3 separate regions of the Mus musculus genome follow, and regions 1 and 3 are each linked to region 2. Evidence: chromatin loops called from intact Hi-C (ENCODE). Cell type or tissue: heart. All regions are shown on one strand. Links, peaks and the distances in the headings refer to the core of each region. The heading gives the core; the rest is flanking DNA.

The links. Hi-C counts contacts between places; a loop is a spot of excess contacts. Peaks named below come from ENCODE experiments on the same cell type or tissue, not always from the same donor. Only the 100,000 strongest peaks of a DNase experiment are listed, where the experiment ranks them.
Region 1: a loop joins it to region 2, with 2.1 times the contacts of the local background. A loop is called at or near these places in 4 of 42 quality-filtered maps.
Region 3: a loop joins it to region 2, with 2.1 times the contacts of the local background. A loop is called at or near these places in 4 of 42 quality-filtered maps.

Annotation. Positions count from the first base shown.
Region 1 is chr13:24,773,433-24,779,716 of GRCm38, forward strand. No RefSeq gene overlaps it. Among named protein-coding and RNA genes, the nearest start is that of Gmnn, 15 kb to the left of the region's middle. In heart, for the core only: a CTCF peak has its summit at 2,946 (motif pointing left); a DNase peak (open chromatin) is centred at 2,869.
Region 2 is chr13:24,710,613-24,716,896 of GRCm38, forward strand. It overlaps Ripor2 (RHO family interacting cell polarization regulator 2), which reads left to right. Exons shown (of 23, transcript NM_029679.2): 17 at 3,010-3,145; 18 at 4,678-4,839. Among named protein-coding and RNA genes, the nearest start is that of Armh2, 27 kb to the right of the region's middle. In heart, for the core only: no CTCF peak of the experiment used is centred there; DNase peaks (open chromatin) are centred at 519, 2,169 and 3,169; H3K4me3 peaks cover 653 bases; H3K27me3 peaks cover 723 bases.
Region 3 is chr13:24,758,689-24,764,792 of GRCm38, forward strand. It overlaps Gmnn (geminin), which reads right to left and starts at 3,249. Exons shown (of 7, transcript NM_020567.2): 1 at 3,125-3,249; 2 at 1,472-1,529. The coding sequence starts at 1,522. In heart, for the core only: no CTCF peak of the experiment used is centred there; DNase peaks (open chromatin) are centred at 3,043 and 3,273; H3K4me3 peaks cover 2,502 bases; H3K27ac peaks cover 2,236 bases.

The DNA of each region.
Region 1 (6,284 bases), core at 613-5,612, 63 kb after region 2:
GAAGCAAGCCAGTAAAGAGCATCTCTCCATGGCTCTGCATCAGCTCCTGCTTCCTGACCTGCTTGAGTTCCAGTCCTGACTTCCTTTGGTGATCAACAGCAATATGGAAGTGTAAGCCGAATAAACCCTTTCCTCCCCAACTTGCTTCTTGGTCAGGGTGTTTGTGCAGGAATAGAAACCCTGACTAAGACAAATTGGTACCAGTATAGTGGGGTATTCCTGTGACAACCTGACCATGATTTGGGGAGGACTGTGGAAGGACTTTGGAACTTTGGGCTAGAAGATCCATTTGTCATTAAGAGCTCTGTCAGATGTTGTATAGGAGCTTGGAAGATAATGTTGAGAACAGTGCAGAAGATGGAGGTCTGGCTTGTGAAATTTCAGAGGGAAAATTAAAGACTCTTTTCATGGCCATTGCTGTTTTGATTGTGAAGATTCTGTGGTTCTGATTAGCTGGGGCTGAAGAATGAGCTGTGACTAACAAGCTACCAGAACTACTAAAGCGAAACTTTTGCATTACTGGGACTATTGATGCTGGTTAGCTGGAGCTAAGAAATTAACGGTGATTAAGAAGAGACCAGCATCGTTGAGGTGACATCTTCTGGGAAGTGTTTTCTGAAAGCACAAAGAGGCTGTGTTCCAGAGATAGCCAAGATTGTATTCCTGCTGCAGCGGGACTTGGTAATGTGTAAGAGTCACCCAGGTGGTATTGGTTTTGAAGGCATGAAGGGGTCACGCAGAGCAGCTGAGGCTTGGCACTGTGAGAGGCCATGGAAGGCATTGGTGAAGGTGCAGCCTCAGTTGCAATTGACAGCCCAGGACTGAAGGAGTCATGCAGTGTTTTGGAGATGCCAGTACCATGAGATGACCACCAAGAGCAGCAGCAGCAGTGGAGTACAGGCATCTGGAGCCTAGAGGACGACGTGTGTGCTACAAAGGGCATGGCTGGAGAAGTGACCCAAGCCCTTGGAGGAGCCCAGAAGATTGTGAGTTGGATCCCAGACATTGGATGGTTAGAGATTGACTTTTGCTTTTGATTGTGACTGTGCTCTGATACTTTCCCTCTTGAAGGAAGAAACTATTTTAGTGGAGCCCACAGTTAAGAGATTTTTAATTGTAAAAAGACTTTGGATTTTAGAAGATATTGGACATTTTAAAGGGATTGACTTTTAATATGTAAAGACTGTGGGACTTCTAAAGTTGTTTAGATCTTCGGGATGAATAAGAAATTAAGGGTTGAGGCTTACTAGTGATGTGTTTGTGTGTCAAGTTGACAAGGGGTCAATTGTACTGGCTAGTTTTGTGTCAACTTGACACAGCTGGACTTATCACAGAGAAAGGAGCTTCAGTTGAGGAAATGCCTCCATGAGCTACAACTGTAAGGCATTTTCTCAATTAGTGATCAAGTGGGGAAAGGCCCCTTGTGGGTGGGACCATCTCTGGGCTGGTAGTCTTGGTTCTATAAGAGAGCAGGCTGAGCAAGCCAGGGGAGGCAAGCCAGTAAAGAACATCCCTCCATGGCCTCTGCATCAGCTCCTGCTTCCTGACCTGCTTGAGTTCCAGTCCTGACTTCCTTGGTGATGAACAGCAGTATGGAAGTGTAAGCCGAATAAACCCTTTCCTCCCCAACTTGCTTTTTGGTCATGTTTGTGCAGGAATAGAAACCCTGACTAAGACAATATATTAGTCATGTTAGGTTATAATCCTTGTGCTCTAGCAGGACAGAAGTCCTGAGTGGACAAGAAGTTCTCAGTTCCCAGCTCCAGCAGCGTGTTTCCCTACATGCTTAGCAGCAGTTGAGCTGCTGCAGTAAGCAGGTTAAGGCCGCAGCAAGCGATGTCCTATAAAGCTGGAGTTCCTGCACAGATCTCAGTATCCACAGCCTTAACCCTACAGGCACTGCAGACCTAGGAAGCTCTTGGTGGTGGCTGGCATTAATAGCTTCTAGTTAGCCTCATGTCTGGAGAGTCTTAGCCCTCAACACTGGCCCGCATTAAAAGCTGTTAGGCCAGGATCTGAAGCTGGAGAACCCTGCAAGTTCAAGTCCTGCTTGTGCACATTAAAAAGTTTCAGGCCAGACCTGATCTCAGAAACAAGTCAGACAGGGCAGCTCATGCCTGTAATCCCAGAACTCAAGAGACAGAGACAGGAGAATCATTATAGATTTAAGGCCAGCACTGGCTACATGGTGAACTACAAACAAACCTAGCCTACAGGGAAAAGCCTGCCTCAAAACAACAAAACCAAAAATGACCTACATACCCAAGCGTGTTAATGCACACCTTTGATCTCGGCACGAAGGAGGCAGAGTCAGATGGATCCCTGTGAGTTCCAGGCCAGCCTGGTCTACATACTTCCAGGCCAGCCTTGTCTACATACTTGTAGGACAGCCAGGCCTATGTAGAAAGACCCTGTCTCAAAAACACAAACCAAAATAGATTGAGGTGCCAAGGCTGTTATGGGCTGTGAAGATTGTCATGCTGCGGCCTCCAGACTTCAGTAGAGTGTTTGAGACAGCTTGTCCTGGTAGAAGAGCGCTGGCTGTTTGGGGGGACTGTCTTGGTGCTACAGCAAGAGAGTCATCAGTAGCTGTCAATTAGGGGATCAAGTTGCTTTGCCCCCCAAACATGAACATGAGGAATGTGTACAGGAAGAACTTAAGGAGCCATCATGACCACTGATGGTGATTTTAACAGATTTGGTGATGGGTGTGTTGCTAGAACTCCAGGCCCGTGAGCTGCATTGCCAGCCCACTGGTGCTTGCGTGTCCCTACGATCTTCCTACTCAGCTCCCTGAGTGCCACCACTGCAGGTAAGCATCACCACCTACCCCAAGCCCAGGGAGAAGCAAATGTCTGTCACCTGTCTCAACTGTGAAGCCTAGTGCATTTCCCAAGTTGAGCAGAATCAGGAAGCCAAGGCCATCTGCTCCTGTAGTGTCTCACCTGCGCCCTCTACTGGTAAAATGCAGCACTAGCAGCAAAGGAAAAAAAAGAGTACTAAGCCATTTTCCTTTTTTTAAATGTATTAGCACGCTCGTGTGTGTGTGTGTGTGTGTGTGTGTGTGTGTGTGTGTGTGTGTGTGTGTGTGTGTGTGTGTGTGTGTAAATTTATTTGCTTCTGTGTTCGAGGGGGAGGGTCAGAGGACAACCCATAGGAGTCTGTACTTTCCTTCTACTGGGTGGTGTCAGGAGTCAAACTCAGGTAGTGAGAGACTTGGCAGTAAGTCCTGACCAGATCATTTTTTAAAAGACCAGGCCAAGGGCTGGAGAGATGGCTTAGTGGTTAAGAGCACTGACTGCTCTTCCAGAGGTCCTGAGTTCAGTTCCCAGCAAACACATGGTGTCTCACAGCCATCTGTAATGGGATCCCATGCCCTCTTCTGGTGTGTCTGAAGACAGCAACAGTGTACTCATTCATATACATAAAATAAATAAATATTTTTTAAAAGACCATGCCATATTAGGACTTTGTAGCTGAGAGGCAACAGATAGATCATTTACCAGAGATGTGACTGTTCCCAGGGTTCAGATCCCACCCACCCCATTTTTTTGTTTTCTTTTGTTTTTTGAGACAGGGTTTCTCTGTGTAACCCTGGCTGTCCTGGAACTCGCTCTGTAGACCAGGCTGGCCTCGAACTCAGAAATCTGCCTGCCTCTGCCTCCCAAGTGCTGGGATTAAAGGCATGCACCACCACCACCCGGCTCTCTCTTTTGAGATAGGTCCCCAAGTTGACCTCAAACAAACTCCCAAACCACCAGCCCGGCCACTGTAGTGCTGGGGCTCTCATCGCTCTCCTGAGCATCCAGCCAAGTTCAGGTGGGAATGATTTAAGTGTTCGTGCACAAGTTTGTCAATGACTTCATTTCCATTTTCTCTCCAAAATGAAAATGAACAAAATATCAACATAGTTTTAAAAGATGCAAATGGGGACCAGAGAGAATGACTCCAGGTTTAAGAAGACTTTCAGAGAGCTAGGCGTGGTGGCGCACGCCTTTAATCCCAGCACTTGGGAGGCAGAGGCAGGCAGATTTCTGAGTTCGAGGCCAGCCTGGTCTACAGAGTGAGTTCCAGGACAGCCAGGGCTACACAGAGAAACCCTGCCTGAAAAGAAAGAAAGAAAGAAAGAAAATTAAGGGGGGTGGGGAGCTGGAGAGATGGCTCAGTGGTTAAGAGCACTGACTGCTCTTCCAGAGGTCCTGAGTTCAGTTCCCAGCAAACACATGGTGTCTCACAGCCATCTGTAATGCCTGTCTGTAATGGGATCCAATGCCCTCTTCTGGAGTGTCTGAAGACAGCTACGGTGTACTCACATATATAAAATAAATAAAATCTTTATTAGAAAAGAAGAGAAAATTAGGAGTTGGGCATGAGTGACACATGCCGTTGATCTCAGTGTCTGGGGAGTAGAGGCAGGGGAGTTAGAGTCAGCCTGCTCTACATAGTGAGATCCAGCATAGCCGGAGCCACATAGAAAGACCCTGTCTCAAAAAGCAGAGAAACAAACAAACATAGGTCTGGAGACGGCTCAGGGACTAAGAGCATACACCACTCTAGCAGACAACCTAGCTTTAATTCCCAGCACCCACACTGGGTAGCTCACAACCGCATGTAGCTGAAGTTCAAGTGGATCTGAGCCTCTGAGGGGACCTGAATTCATGTGCATATACACACATGCACATATGCATGATTAAAAATAAATCTTTAAAAATAGGAAAACCAGTCACACCCTCCATCTGTACTCCCAACACTCAGAAAGCTGAGTCAGGAGGATTGTAAGAGCTCAGGCTGGCCTCCAACTCCTCCTGCTGCAGTCTTCTGCATGCTGGGATGACAAGCCCAAAGCCGTTTTTGTGTGGTTTTTGAGATGAAGTCTCACTGTGAGCCCAGGCTGGCCTTGGCCTCTCTTCTTACCCACCCTCCCAGTGTTGGCATTATTCTTGTTGTAGTGCCACAGCCCTAAGTTAACAGACCTGTGTTGCAGGATATTTGATCACACTGTGAACCCTAAGATTGTATTATTTACTGCAAAAATCTCTTTCTGGTTGTGGTGTGGCTCAGTCCTTAGCACACCAGACACCTTTAATCCATCTGATTGGAATACAGACACACTCTTAGTACACACCTTTAATTCAAAACAATGAAGGTAACATTAGTGTGTAGAAGAAAGCAGCCATGTTTGAAAGTGATGTCTAATTGAGTGGCAGACAAAGAGATGAATCAGAGAAAGGATACACCCAACTCTCAGGAGAACAGAGGACAGGGAAACTACCTGAGGGACAGTGCAGAGACGGAAGGAGGGAGTTTTGCCAGGAGAGTTTTACACAGGTTAAAGAGAGAACAAGCTAGACACAAGTAAACATAGAGTGAGCCAGAGAATTGGGAGCCAAAAGATTAGAATAAGTTGCTAGAGTTAGTTTGAGGCCAAGCAGGACAATTCAATGAAAGGCCCAGAGAAGCCAGACTGAATCAGTCAGATTGGAGAGGCATTTGAGCCAGAACAGCTGCGTTGCGTCATCCAGCCAGAGCTCAGAACAAACTATGAACTACAAAGTTCTTCAGCACCAAATCTCAGAGGCAGAAAACATTCTAGGCCTAGATTAGATTGTACAGAGGCTAAGAGGCTTCTAATAGACCTAGGTTTCCAGAGAGAGGTTGTAAGCCACAAAGACCACAATTACATCAGGCGAATGAGTTACTTTTACATATCTGTAAAATGAGCAGAGAAGAGTCTGGGGCTCCTCTGTTCCCCGTGGTTTCCTTGCTGGCCCTGGTTTTCCTGTGAGATGTGCCTGACTCCCCGGATGCCCTTCAACTGATGTTGGCTTAGGGGGCTGAGCTTTTAAATGTCAGATCTTCTCATTTCCGCCTCTGTCCAGGGCACCTGCTCTGAAACACAGGTCTGTGGTTTGAATTTTATCATCCAAGAGGCCCGGTGGACTGGAGAGGTGCGTTAGCAATTGAGAGTGTTTACTGCTCTTCTGGAGGACAGGAGTTTGATTCCCAGCACCCAGAAGCATAGCTCATAGGCACATGTGACTCCAGCTCCAAGAGATCCAATTCTGTCTTCTGGACTCCTCAGGCACCACACACATGGATGGACACACACACACATACATGAATTAAATGATGATATGTATTAAAAAAAAAGAAGCCAAAGCGTTGTCTCTCTTGGCTCAAATTATGCCTATGTTTAATATAATCTTTGTGAGAAGATCTTGGTATGAAAAATGTCACAACTTATCTGCATAAACCAAAAAGTGACAGGATGTGCAGGTCCCAGT
Region 2 (6,284 bases), core at 386-5,385:
ACAGTGTTAACTAGATAGATATTATGGAATGTCTAGTTCACAGCCCACCACATGTTGGGCTAACAGCAATGTACTACAGAAGCAGATTATGGCTCCCCAAATGGTAAATGAGAAAGTTTCTTCTGTTTAAAACAGGGTCTTATGCAAGCCAAGCTGTCTCTCGAACCCACTGTATAGCTGAGGCTAGTCTTGAACTCTTGACCCTCCTGCTGCTACCTCCCAAGAGCCAGGGTTGCAGGCCGGCTTGGAGTAGTAATTTTAAAGAGCAACGGGAAGGATCATTCCTCCAGGTTATCTATCCCCTCACCACTCAGTGCTCTCACTGGAACACCATGGGTAAATCTGTTTACCACCTGAGGTGTTACAGCCCCAGAAGCAAAAGCATGGAAGGCCTTTCACGGGCTCTCAGCTGTCCCGAATGGGGCACTTTCCCAGAGGCCTGGACTTAAGGGCTTCCTCCTTGCCTGGCTGCTTGTATTCTCCCTGCTGTGATCTGTTCCCAGATGGCTTGGGTGTACGTGAAGCAGGAAGGAACACACAAGCAATTGTTGTAACCGCAGCTTTACAGAAATCGGCCCCTGAGACAGGCTGCGGTGAGAAGAGGAAGGGTGACCCTGTGCCAGCCAAAACCCAGGAGGCAGGGAGAGAACAGAGGGAGGGCCCGGGGCTGGGCTTCCCAGGGGCTGGACAGCACTAGGCACACAGTTATAGAAAACATAGAAGAAGATGACTTTCTCTAGCAAACAAATAGCTTTCTGAGCATAGTGGAACACACATATAATCCCAGGACTGGGCAGATAGACATAGGAGGATCCAGAGTTCAAGACAAAACCTGGGCTACATAGCAAGACATTGCCTCAAAGGAAGGAAGCACCTGATGGGAAAACGGAGGCATGGAGGTGCTGTGGGAAATGGGCTGGCTGTCAAAATCCTTGCCTCTGGCCAGACCTGAGCCCTGTCTATGTGCAGAGCTGTTGAGTATTTCTGCTATAGCCAGAGCATCCTCGAGCAGCCTCTCGCAGGCAGTTTTCCCTGCTGAGCGAATGGACCCAGATGTGGTGCTCATGCCTACAGTCCCAGTACTGGCAAGGCTGAGATAAGAGGATCGCTACTACACGTCTGAGAGGCCAGCCTGGGCTACAGAAGTAGATGCTGTATCAAGCCAAGAAAGAAAGGATTTTTGTTTCCTTCCAGCTATTCACTGCTTACCGTCACCTGAGTAAGACCCTTTTAGGTCTCTAATTATCTTCTCTGACTCTGATAATGTGCTAGGCAAACCGCCAGCCTCTGAGAGGCAAATAGCTTTCTTGTAAGACCTATGAGAGGTGTCTTCCATGGAGCGGGGAAGTCAGTCAGTCAGGATGCTGCTCCTCTAGCAGGGCCATGAGGGACAGTCCAACTCTCTTGTGGAGCAGATCTGTCCTAGGAAAAAACAATTTTATAGGTAATCTTCCCTTTTTTTTTTTTTTTTTTGGTTTTTTGAGACAGGGTTTCTCTGTGTAGCCCTGGCTGTCCTGGAACTCACTCTGTAGACCAAGCAGGCCTCAAACTCAGAAATCCACCTGCCTCTGCCTCCCGAGTGCTGGGATTAAAGGTGTGCGCCACCAAGCCTGGCACTATGGGTAATCTTATGGAGAAAAAGATATAAGCTGAAGGAGTGAGAATTACAATCCCCACTTCCCACTTGTTATCACCCTACAATCCTAGTGTTTCCTACCACTTGGTATATATAATTGCAGGAAGTTAAAAAAATAAATAAATAACCGGCATTCTGTGAGCTCACTGTACTTCTACTTTAGAAACAAGGTTTGTGTCCACTGTGCCTGCTGGCAGGAAAGACATCGGTGTGTAACTGATACTTTCATTTTGTTTTGACTTTTATTTTGTAGCCCAAGCTGGTTTAGAACTTAGCTGTGTAGCTGAGGCTGACCTTGACCTGACCTTCCTGCCTCTACTTGCCGAGTTTTGGGACTACGGGCATACACCACCACACTTGGGTACTTGTTAGACTCTGGAGTTTGAGAATTCCATTTATCTTTAGGGTTCGAGTGATCTAGACAGTGTGGCATGGCAGTGTCATTATCACCCAGGGGTCATGCCTGCCATCCCTGCCTACCAGGTAACCTGGGCAGGTTTCCAAGGGTCACAGAAGGAGCAGAGCCTTGGAGCAACGAGTTGCTTAGGTCCTTTCCTGTCTCAGAGCTCCTTTTCCTGCCCCCCCACCCCCCCCCAACACAAGTGAAGCCAATCTCTGTTTCTGTGGCACTGGGCCAGTTACTTACCCTGGGTGTGCCTCAGTCACAAAGTGTTTTCTGTCAACAAAATAGGACTCACTTCATCAGGTCACCATGAGACATGTGTGAACTAGCACTCGTATAGGGCTCAGAACGGCACCAGGAATACCGGCAGCACTCTTGGATTACACTGGGATAGCTCTAACCACAAGAATGACCATATGATGATATCCTCTTAACTTTCAGCTTGGAAACAGGGAAATTAAACCACGCAGTGAAAAACCCAAGCACTCATAAAAACAAATCCTATACTGCTCGTCCCCCAGGTCACAGCCTAAATGCCCTCTGCTATCTTCAAGGAGACGGAACTTTACATAGAACGAAGGGCAGGGCTGAGGGTGGAGTTTATAGCACGTATTTGGGAAGCTAAGGCAGGGGGATTATGAGTTTGAGGGCAGAGTGAGCTACATAGTTTCAGGCCAGTCTGAAGCACATGGTAGACCCTGTCTGAAAGAAAAAGAGAGGCGGGGGAGAAGAGAGAGAAGAAAATGGAAAATTCACAATAAATTGAAGCTCTGCCAGTGAGAAATCTCCAGAATATGTAAAAAGCTTGAAAGTAACAAAACCAGGTGTGATTTTTCTGACCTGAGGAACACTGACAAACTGGGACTAAAAGTGCAGCAGAGCTCTGCCTCTGCAACCTCTTCGGGAAGGATCCGGAGGGGAAGGTCACTGCCCTTGTCATCATTAAAAGGGCTTTTATTTGTCTTGTCAGCAAATCGTCTTCTCTAGCAAAACCCCCTTTGTGGCAAGAAGTCTCTTGGAGAAGCTGTCGAGGCAGGTCCTTGTGATGCAGAAGCTGGCAGCCGTGAGTGACGAGAACCTCGGGAACATCACCTCTGTGGTGGAAGGTAAGCCCGCCACCTGCAGGCCATCCCTGGAACCGAAGCACGCCCGACCACGCATGCTCACTGGAACTCAGTGGCGAGGCAGCTGAGTATACTCCAGCCTCAGTCTGGCTCCGAGCTTGTGTCTGGTGCAGAACTTTGGGGGACGGTTCAATGTGTGCGAAGATCAGACCTCATTCCTTAGTAGCCATCTACCTTGGTTTTTGAAACAGGATCTCTCACTAGCCTGAAGCTCACTAGGCTAGCTAGCCAGCAAGCCCAGGATCCTCTTGTTTCTCTCTCACCCCTCCCTAGCACTGAGGTTACAAGCACTATGTAACCAGCTTTTTAACTGTGGGTCCCGGTGTTCAAACCCGGGTCCTTGTGCTTTCAAGGCAAGCATTTTACCAATTGAGCCATTCTTCAGCTTCACAGCAGAACATGCCATGGAGTAGATACCCTTGACTTTTTGTGATCTGGCCACTGGACTCTTTCATAAAGGCAAGGGTTTGTCCTTTTTCACATCAGATATGAATGGAAACAGAGACTTCTGGGAAATCTGTAACTGAGCCTGAACCCACCCTGAAGTTCTCCCGATGCATTTCTGCCTCTCTTTTCTATTCCTGCTAAGAGCAGTGACTTTGGCAGGTAACTAAATGGTGGGAGAAATGGCAGACATTCGGGCTGCAAATGAGTTGTGTCTCGTGCTCTACTACAGCCTCGTCCTGATCACAGGCACCCACAAGTGTGATTGTGAGCATGTGCCACCTGCCCGTGCTGTCTGCTTGGACTGACCTGGGAGCCTGGGGCAGAGGAAAGGCTCTTCCAGCAAACCCTGCCGTGTTCCGGCCCCTCCGAGGGCTTATTCTGTATGGCGTTTTTGCTATAAAGTCACAGGAGTTTAGTGTGGCCTCCCCAAGGCTGAGCAGCTGTGCCTTGTCTTTGAGAACAAACAGCTGAGTAGTCACTGAGGTCTCTTTGCTCCAGGGAGGAGGGGTTTTTCTCTGGACCGCCTACCAATCCACAAAGACTGTAGTAGTTCCAGTAGAAAAGCACAGTCCTAGTGCCTGTGGGGGCATATCTAATCTCATCTACTCAGGACACTGAGACCACTTCAAGGTCAGCCTGTGCTATAGAGTGAGATCAAGGTTACCCTGGGCAAGACATATTTCAAAATCATTAGTAAAAAGGTTAGAGATGTAACTCAGTGGTAGTGCATTCCTGAGATCCTAGGATCAATCCCCAGTAACACACACACACACACACACACACACACGATGAAAGAAAAAGGAAAGAAGGGAAATTTGCCTGGGGGGGGCGGAGGGGATAGACAAGAAGATTGGGAATTCAAGGTTATCCCTTTGTTTGAGGATAAACTGGGTTACATGAGACCTAGTCTTAGATAATGAATGAATGAATGAAAATATTGTTAAAAATAAAACAAAATAAAGGTTTTTAAAAACACAAAAGACAGGCTCTAATGTCCCTGGGACAGCTTACCACCAGACCCAGGTTGCCATCATCCTCTCTTCATTAACATCCCTCTTCTCTTCCAGCCATACCAGAATTTCACAAAAAGCTCTCCTTGCTGGCCTTCTGGACCAAATGCTGCAGCCCCAGCGGGGTCTACCACAGCTCCGCTGCCCGCCTCATCAAGCAGCTGGAGGCCAGCTTCGCCAGAAGCATCAACAAAGACTATCCAGGACTGGCAGAGCCAGGTACAGACCGTTGTGAGAGGCTGTCCTCCCGCAGCCCAGGGGGGATGAGGCCAGCCTCAAAAGAGAATTACACGCTCTCCAGGGGAAAGATGGGATAGCCAGCTTGACTACAAAAAAGATGCTGAGCATGGAGAATAGCAGCGGTGGTGTCTTTTAAAGTACTGTATCCATCATCCCCCACCTCCCACTCGGCTGTGGCAAACTGCCTGACAGAAACGGCTTCTAAAGGAGGGGTAGACTTTGGCTCACATCTCAGGAGGTACTGCCCATCCTGTCAGGGAAGGCATGGCAGCTGAAGCAGGTTGGTGCAAGATGCTGGGAGCATGTGGCTGGTCACATCAGAGATAGCACCCAGAAAACAGAAGTGAGCCAAGTGTTAACCCCAACTGCTCACCCCATGGCCTGTGTCAGCCAGTTAACCCCCGAGTTCCGATGTGTCCACAGCCTCCCAAACAGGACCACTGGCTGAGGACTAGATAACATCTGAGCCCATGAGAGAAGTTTCCCAGTCAGTCCACAAGTACTTCGTGTCTGTATTGTTTGTACAGTTGTCCCTCGGTGTCTGTGGGTGAACAGTGCCGGAGCCTGCCATGCATGGCTGAGTCTGTGTTTGCTCTCTTACATCCTTTGCTTACACCAAGCATGGGTTTGTATACAAGCTCCACACTTCCTCCTCCATACCCCAGACCACTTACAAGGCTTGGCTAGGCAAACACCAAATAAATGGTTGCTGCATTACATTGCCTGGGGAGTGGCAGCATTTACATGTTCAGTATAGATGTGCTTTCCCTTGGGTTCTTGGCCTGCAGTTGCTTAGATTCATAGATGTGCGAACTCAGGGGTACAGAGGGCTTTTTCCTGAACGTACCTCCAATGAGAGGATGTCAGACGGTACAGTGACTTTCGAAGAATGGAATCCTAGTCTATGCCTACAACGTGAGCCAGCAATTCTACTCGTAAATACACAAAGAGAATGTACGCCTGTCTGTGTAAGACACGCATAAGAAGATTCACAGCCCGAGACACAACAGACAGAATCTGGTGACAACTAAAATGCCATGGGCAAAGGGCGACTCCACAGAGACTGTGTTGAGTAAAATAAACCAGACATAGGAAGCGCATGCTGTACATTCTGTTGACACAAAAGTTCAAGAGCAGGAAAAGCTAGCTTATGACGGAGATAAAGCTTGGGTTATGAAAGAGGGCGTGGTAAAGACCTATCAATCAGGAGTCTAAGGCCAGCCTTGGGTGTATGGCACACTGGACATCCACGTGGGCTGCATGATGCTGTGCCTCAAAAAGAACACGAAAATGGACTTGAGGTTATTTGTTCCCTGTTGGGAGGCTAAGTGGCTACCAACAGGAAAGACCCCGAGAACTCCTGGAAGGATGTTGCTCATCTTTCACTCCCTGACTTAGACGCTATCATGTGAGTGTGGGAAACA
Region 3 (6,104 bases), core at 1-5,000, 48 kb after region 2:
CAAGGGTCAGACAGTGACTCAAGAGCTAGAACCTGAAATAAACTCTCATCCTGTTTGTTTCTGCTCATGGTGGGTTTGTTGTTGTTTTGGTTTTTCTGAGACCGGGTTTCTCTGTGTAGCTGTGGCTATCCTAGAACTTACTATGTAGATCAGGCTGGCCTTAAACTCACAGAGATCCACCTGCTTATACCTTCTTGCTGGGACTAACGGGTGTGTCACCGTGCCTGACACAAGGAATGTAACTTTTAGCAATACATTGTAGGTGGAATTGTAAGTGGGAACAAATGCATGTGTGGATAATGGTAGCCCCTCAGCTATCCCCTGACAGTAGAAGCAGTTTTGCTACAAGTCCATTCATTAGGACATTGATAGAATGTCAGTGCTTTAGGCAAATTAAATACTCTGGTCCAGGCTGGTAGCACAAACCTGTAATCCCAGCACTGGGTAGGTTGGGAGGCAGGCAGGAGAAGCTCTCTTGAGTTCAAGGCCAGCCAGATGTCTACATCACAGTGAGTGGCACAGTAACCAGGGCCACTTACTGAGAACCTATATCAAAAAATAAACACCAATAACAAAAACAAGCCAGACTTGGTGGCATAAACCTTTAATCCTGCCACTTGGAAGGCAGAGATAGGAGAATTTCTATGAATTTCAGGATAGCCACGGCTACTAGTAAGACCTTGCCTCAAAACAAGCCCTTCCAAAAACAAACAACAAAAGCCTTCTAAAATGCCCAAGCTATTATTTTAAAAACAAAAAGTTGCCTTCTTTATGATATGCAAATAGCCCCTGTAGTGTTCCCGATTTGAAAGTTTTATTTGGGAAAGAAAATCATTAGTTATACTGCCACCATGGGACAGCAAACAATGGTAAACACTCAAGCAAGGTTAGCAAGAACATGACACCACACCTGCGTGAGAAAGTTACTGTGCTTCACACGGCTGCGTCCACCTTTCCCACGGTAGCCTCTAGTGTTGCTTATCTCGCTGTGCAACGGAGGGACCAATGCCAGCCACCACGAGAACAAATATTATCACGACATCTCAGATACAATGTAGGTGCCAGATTAATCAAGTCTCCAAACAGAAGAAAATACAACTAAGTGCTTGATGTTGATCATGGTCAAAGAAGCCAACCCACCTGCTGTCATGCTCACGTTCACACACAACACTTCCACGACTTCCACTTCATAGATGTAAGCTTTCTGAACGATAGCCCACGGAATGTATACTACTATATCCTTTTCTCTAAACACACAGTGCACAGAAGAGCAGACTTCTAGACTCCAAGTTTCACTCATATTTAAATCTTAACCCTCTTCCTAAAACTATATACAAGCGTATACTCCGTTCACTCTGGCACTGGAGGAAATCTCAGCCCCCGGGGTTTGGGGCCAGCCTGGGCAACACAACAAAACTTCACCTCTTAATTAAAACAAATTCAAGCACACTGAAGTGGCTCCATTACATACCTTCACATTCTCTTGGGCTCCCTCCTGCTTCTGCTTCATACTGAGATTCATTTTTCAGCTGGCAAAGCACAAGAAGAAAAGGTGATTTCAGTATTTATATCTGAATGTGGAATCTAGATTTTTTTTTTAGAAAATTATTTATACCACAAAAATCTTACTACTTTATGGTAGAACCACTATCTGTAACAATGGCACAGTGTCCTGTACAAACTACAGAGATCTCAAAAAGACCTGAGAAAAGGGCACTGGGAAAAGCCAAACAGACACTTGGGCCCATTCACCCTAAAGAACAGCATCATGCACATGACTGCAATCCTGGAACACGGTGGAGATAGGAGCCTATGGGAGCCTAGGCTACGCAGCCAAGAGCCTGTCTCAAAAACAAAAACAAAACCCAAGATCTTTTGGCTCCAACCAAGATGTCGAGCTCAGTGAGTACTGTGCATAACAAGCATGCACAAAGGCTCAGCTCAGTTCCTGGTACTGCATAACCAGACACAAGTCCATAATACCAGCAGCTGGGCAGAGAACCAGAATTCAAGGTTATAGTCAGCTACGTAGCAAACACAAGACCAAGCTGAATTTAAAAGGAGGCTAGGGGGAACGGTAAACTGTACCCCCCACCTCTTACTTACATGTAATTAAAAATTTACATTGTGCCCTGGCACTCACCCATGTATGCAAATATAAACAACTTATAGCCCAGCCAGAGTGGTGTTCTGTTATTTCCTATTCTATTTCAAGTTAATAAAACCCGATCGCCAAAAACAAAACAAAACAAAACAAAACAAAAATTGGGCAGCGGTGGCACACGCCTTTAATCCTAGCACTTGGGAGGCAGAGGCAGGCGGATTCATGAGTTCAAGGCCAGCCTGGTTTACAGAGTGAGTTCCAGGCCAGGGCTACACAGAGAAACCCTCTGTCTCGGAAAAACAAACAAACAAACAAACAAACAAACAAAAAACCCGATCGGAAACCTATTCGCAGGGGCTTTGATGTATTTCTCTTTTCTTTTTAAATGGCTAAGTGGGCAAAGCTGACCTTGAACTCCTGTACCTCCTGCCTCAACCTCCTGGGTGCAGGAGACTGAGCACTGACACCAGGCCCAGACTTGGATAACGAAGGCAGTGGGCCAAGATCCCGCTATCATTAGTGAGTCGTGAGCACAGAGACAGTGTCGGAGAACCTACTATCACCTACAGCGGCACCACTGGGAGAGCAGACGCAGGACTCAATGCCCTTGTCCCAGGAGTAGCGTTTGCTGCAGTTGGTGAGCAGGCGGGAGGGATCTACACCCAGTTCAACCCCTAGCCGTGCAATCAGCCCGGACTCCGAGGCAGCAAACTTCCCCGGGCGCGCCGGCCCCGCCCAACGCGGCGCGCGCCAGCCAATAGGAAGAGCGAACACCAGAGCGCGCCAAAACCGACCTCACCAATGGCGCAGCCCCTCGTCTCAGCTCGCCCAGCTTTGCCTTGCAGTCGGGCCGAGACTCGGGTCCCTTTCAAGTCCCCAGACTCGGGTCCCTTCAAATCGTCGCCTCCCAGGCCGGCTCCCCGTGGCTGAGAAGCAGGCCGGGCATTCGGGCCAGCCCGGCGATCCCGCGGCCGGAGTTGCACTCGCCCCGCCCTCGGTCTCCCGCGCCCTCGGACTCACAGACAGCAATGCTCAGTTCCCGGCGAGCGTGAGAGCCGCACAAGGCCCTGGCACCACACCGGATTCAACGACGCCAGAACGACCCGAACCTGCAGACTAACCCGCCGACCCGGTAGCTGACGCGCCGAAAGGCGGAGCCTCGGCATTCAGCCAATCGCCTCTCGCCGCCGCCCACCGCGCCCGTGGCTTCCGTGCGCCTGCGCACCCAGCCAAGGTGCGTGCAGTCTCTGGAAGAGGTCACCGAGGTTCCTCTTGCCTTAGGAGTGTGTGCCCTCTGACCTTGCCGTCTGACCCTCCGCTTCCGGCTCCAAGTGTCTGCCGGCGAGGACAAAAGAGACTCTCACTAGCGGCAAACACGAGAATATACATATATTTTTTCCAAGGTATTTTGTGTGTTTAGTTTTTAATATACATACATGCAAGCATGCATACCTAGATGCGCACACACTAAAGGAAGCAAATAAACAGACGAAACGTGATGACTCAAAAGTCACACTGTGACAGTCACTAGAAATAGCAAGGGCCCGCTTCAAGCTAACAAAAAAAGTTGAAGCTGAGGAATTTTAACTCTATACTTAAGACAGATGACTTTTACTGTATTTGAACTAGACCTCAATTAACTGGCAAGATGGCTCCTTGGTTGAGAGCATTTGTTCTTGCACGGGACAAACCTGGGTTTGGTTCCAAGCACCCACATGGTGGCTTACAACCATCCATAGCCCTTGTTCCAGGAGATCTGATGCCCTTCATGGACACCAAGATGAATATGCATCACACAGGCAACTTTGAAAAACCTAAACTATACCTCAGTAAATCTAAACAAAGGAGGGAGGGCTGCAATACAGGAAACCTCTATAAAGGACTTCCTGGCTGGCTATATAAATATAAGTTTAAAGCCAGCCAGGTTACATAGACAGAATGCAGTAGGGTTGCTAACACCAGAACCTGCTTTATCAGTCAATAACAATTTAGAAGGAAACAGAACTAGGGCCAAGGGAACCGCGATGGCCTAGAGGCTGAGAAAAGTCAATGTATTTGTCACCTTACTTGTTGCTGTAACAAATACCTGACCAGTGCAACTTAAGGAAGGGTTTGTCGGGGCTCACAATTTAAGCGTACAGTCCTCAGAGTCGGGAAGGTATGGCAGTGGGGGGAAGGGGGGCAGCAGGTCCCATACATGCAGGCCAAGCATTTGTACACATACAAAATGTTGCATGTTAGCCAGCACTAAATCCTGCTCAATGGGAAAATATTCTATCCATTTCCACAGAGAACCTGTATTCTATGGTCCAGCCAGTTACCACACTATCACCTCTCAGCCTCAAGTCCCCTGGCAAGTTCCAGAGGAACTGCATATGTGTTCTGCCCTCAGAATACTGGCGACTTCTCCTTTGCTCTCTCATGCTCTCTAGTGAGACCTGGACTTCAGGTCTGGATGAGGAAGAAAGTTCTTGGTGGGAAAGTTAAGATTCTTCCTACTCAAATTTTTGTGGATTATTTTGTTTGCTTGCTTGCTTCTCAAACAGGGTTTCTCTGTGTAGCCTGGACTGTCCAAGAACTCACTCTGTAGAACAGGCTGGCCTCGAACTCATAGAGATCTGCTTGCTTCTGCATCCCGAGTGCTGGGATTATAGGTGTGCACCAACACCACACTGAGGCTGTTACTCAAAGTTTTAAAAGAATTTTCTTTTCCTAAGAAATGCAATTTGAAGCTGGGTATGATAGCTCACACCTGTAATCCAAACACTAGGGAAGTTGAGGCAGGAGGATCTTGAGTTTGAAGTCATCCTGAGCTATGTAGGGAGACCCTATTCCAAAATGAGGGAACGGGGGGAGGGGAGGGGGAGAGAGGGAGAGGCTAAGGAAATGGCTAAGCAGATAGAGTGCTTACTGCAGAGACTTACCATGTGAATTCCATCCCCAGGACCCGATGGTAAGAGAGCACTGGCTCTTAAAAGTTGTCCTCTGACCTACACACACACACACACACACACAGAGAGAGAGAGAGAGAGAGAGAGAGAGAGAGAGAGAGAGGTGAATGTAAAGAATAGAAAAAGAAAAGTGACATAAGGAACAGCGGCTACCCTTTCCACCTAAAGATGAGATGCAGATCTTGGAGAAACTGCATACCCTATGGGACTCTACCTATGAAACTTTCTGTAAGTATATACTCTCTAGAACTATATATATATTTGTAGTCTCCCCTCCCCCAGCCTGAAACCTGCTTGCTCAGGGGTGGAGCTTCTTGCTCATTCGTTCTGCCACGCCCACTGCTGGAACCTGCGGAGCCACACACGTGCACCTTTCTACTGGACCCGAGATTATTCGGCGGGAATCGGGTCCCCTCCCCCTTCCTTCATAACTAGTGTCGCAACAATAAAATTTGAGCCTTGATCAGAATAACTGTCTTGGCTACATTCCTTTCTCTCGCCACCTAGCCCCTCTTCTCTTCCAGGTTTCCAAAATGCCTTTCCAGGCTAGAACCCAGGTTGTGGTCTGCTGGCCGGACACAACAATTGGCGAACCAACGCGGGACTGAGAAACGGCAAAGGATTTTTGGAAGAGACGCTGCTGGTTCGGAGCTCCATAAAATAAAGGATAAAGGAAATTCATACCGGAGAAGGTATGGGCTAAGCTGAGACAGCGTTAAACCCGAGCGCTGGTTCACTTAGGTTCAGCAGTGAGGAGCTGGGTAATAGGCGGTAGGCCGTAGCTCTCTGAAGCTACATGAGGTGTGAGAAAAGAAAGGGTTTATTAAAAGGAATAGGCGGATTGCCCCAGTTAATAAAAAATGCATCATAAGGGAGGAAAATGTCCCAAAAAGCAGAGAGAAATTTCTCTCTGGGCCTTATAGCAGGAGTACTCTGTTCCCTTTTGTGTCTTGTCTAATGTCCGGTGCACCAATCTGTTCTCGTGTTCAATTCATGTATGTTCGTGTCCAGTCTGTATGAATGAATGTTCTATGTTTTATGTTGGATAA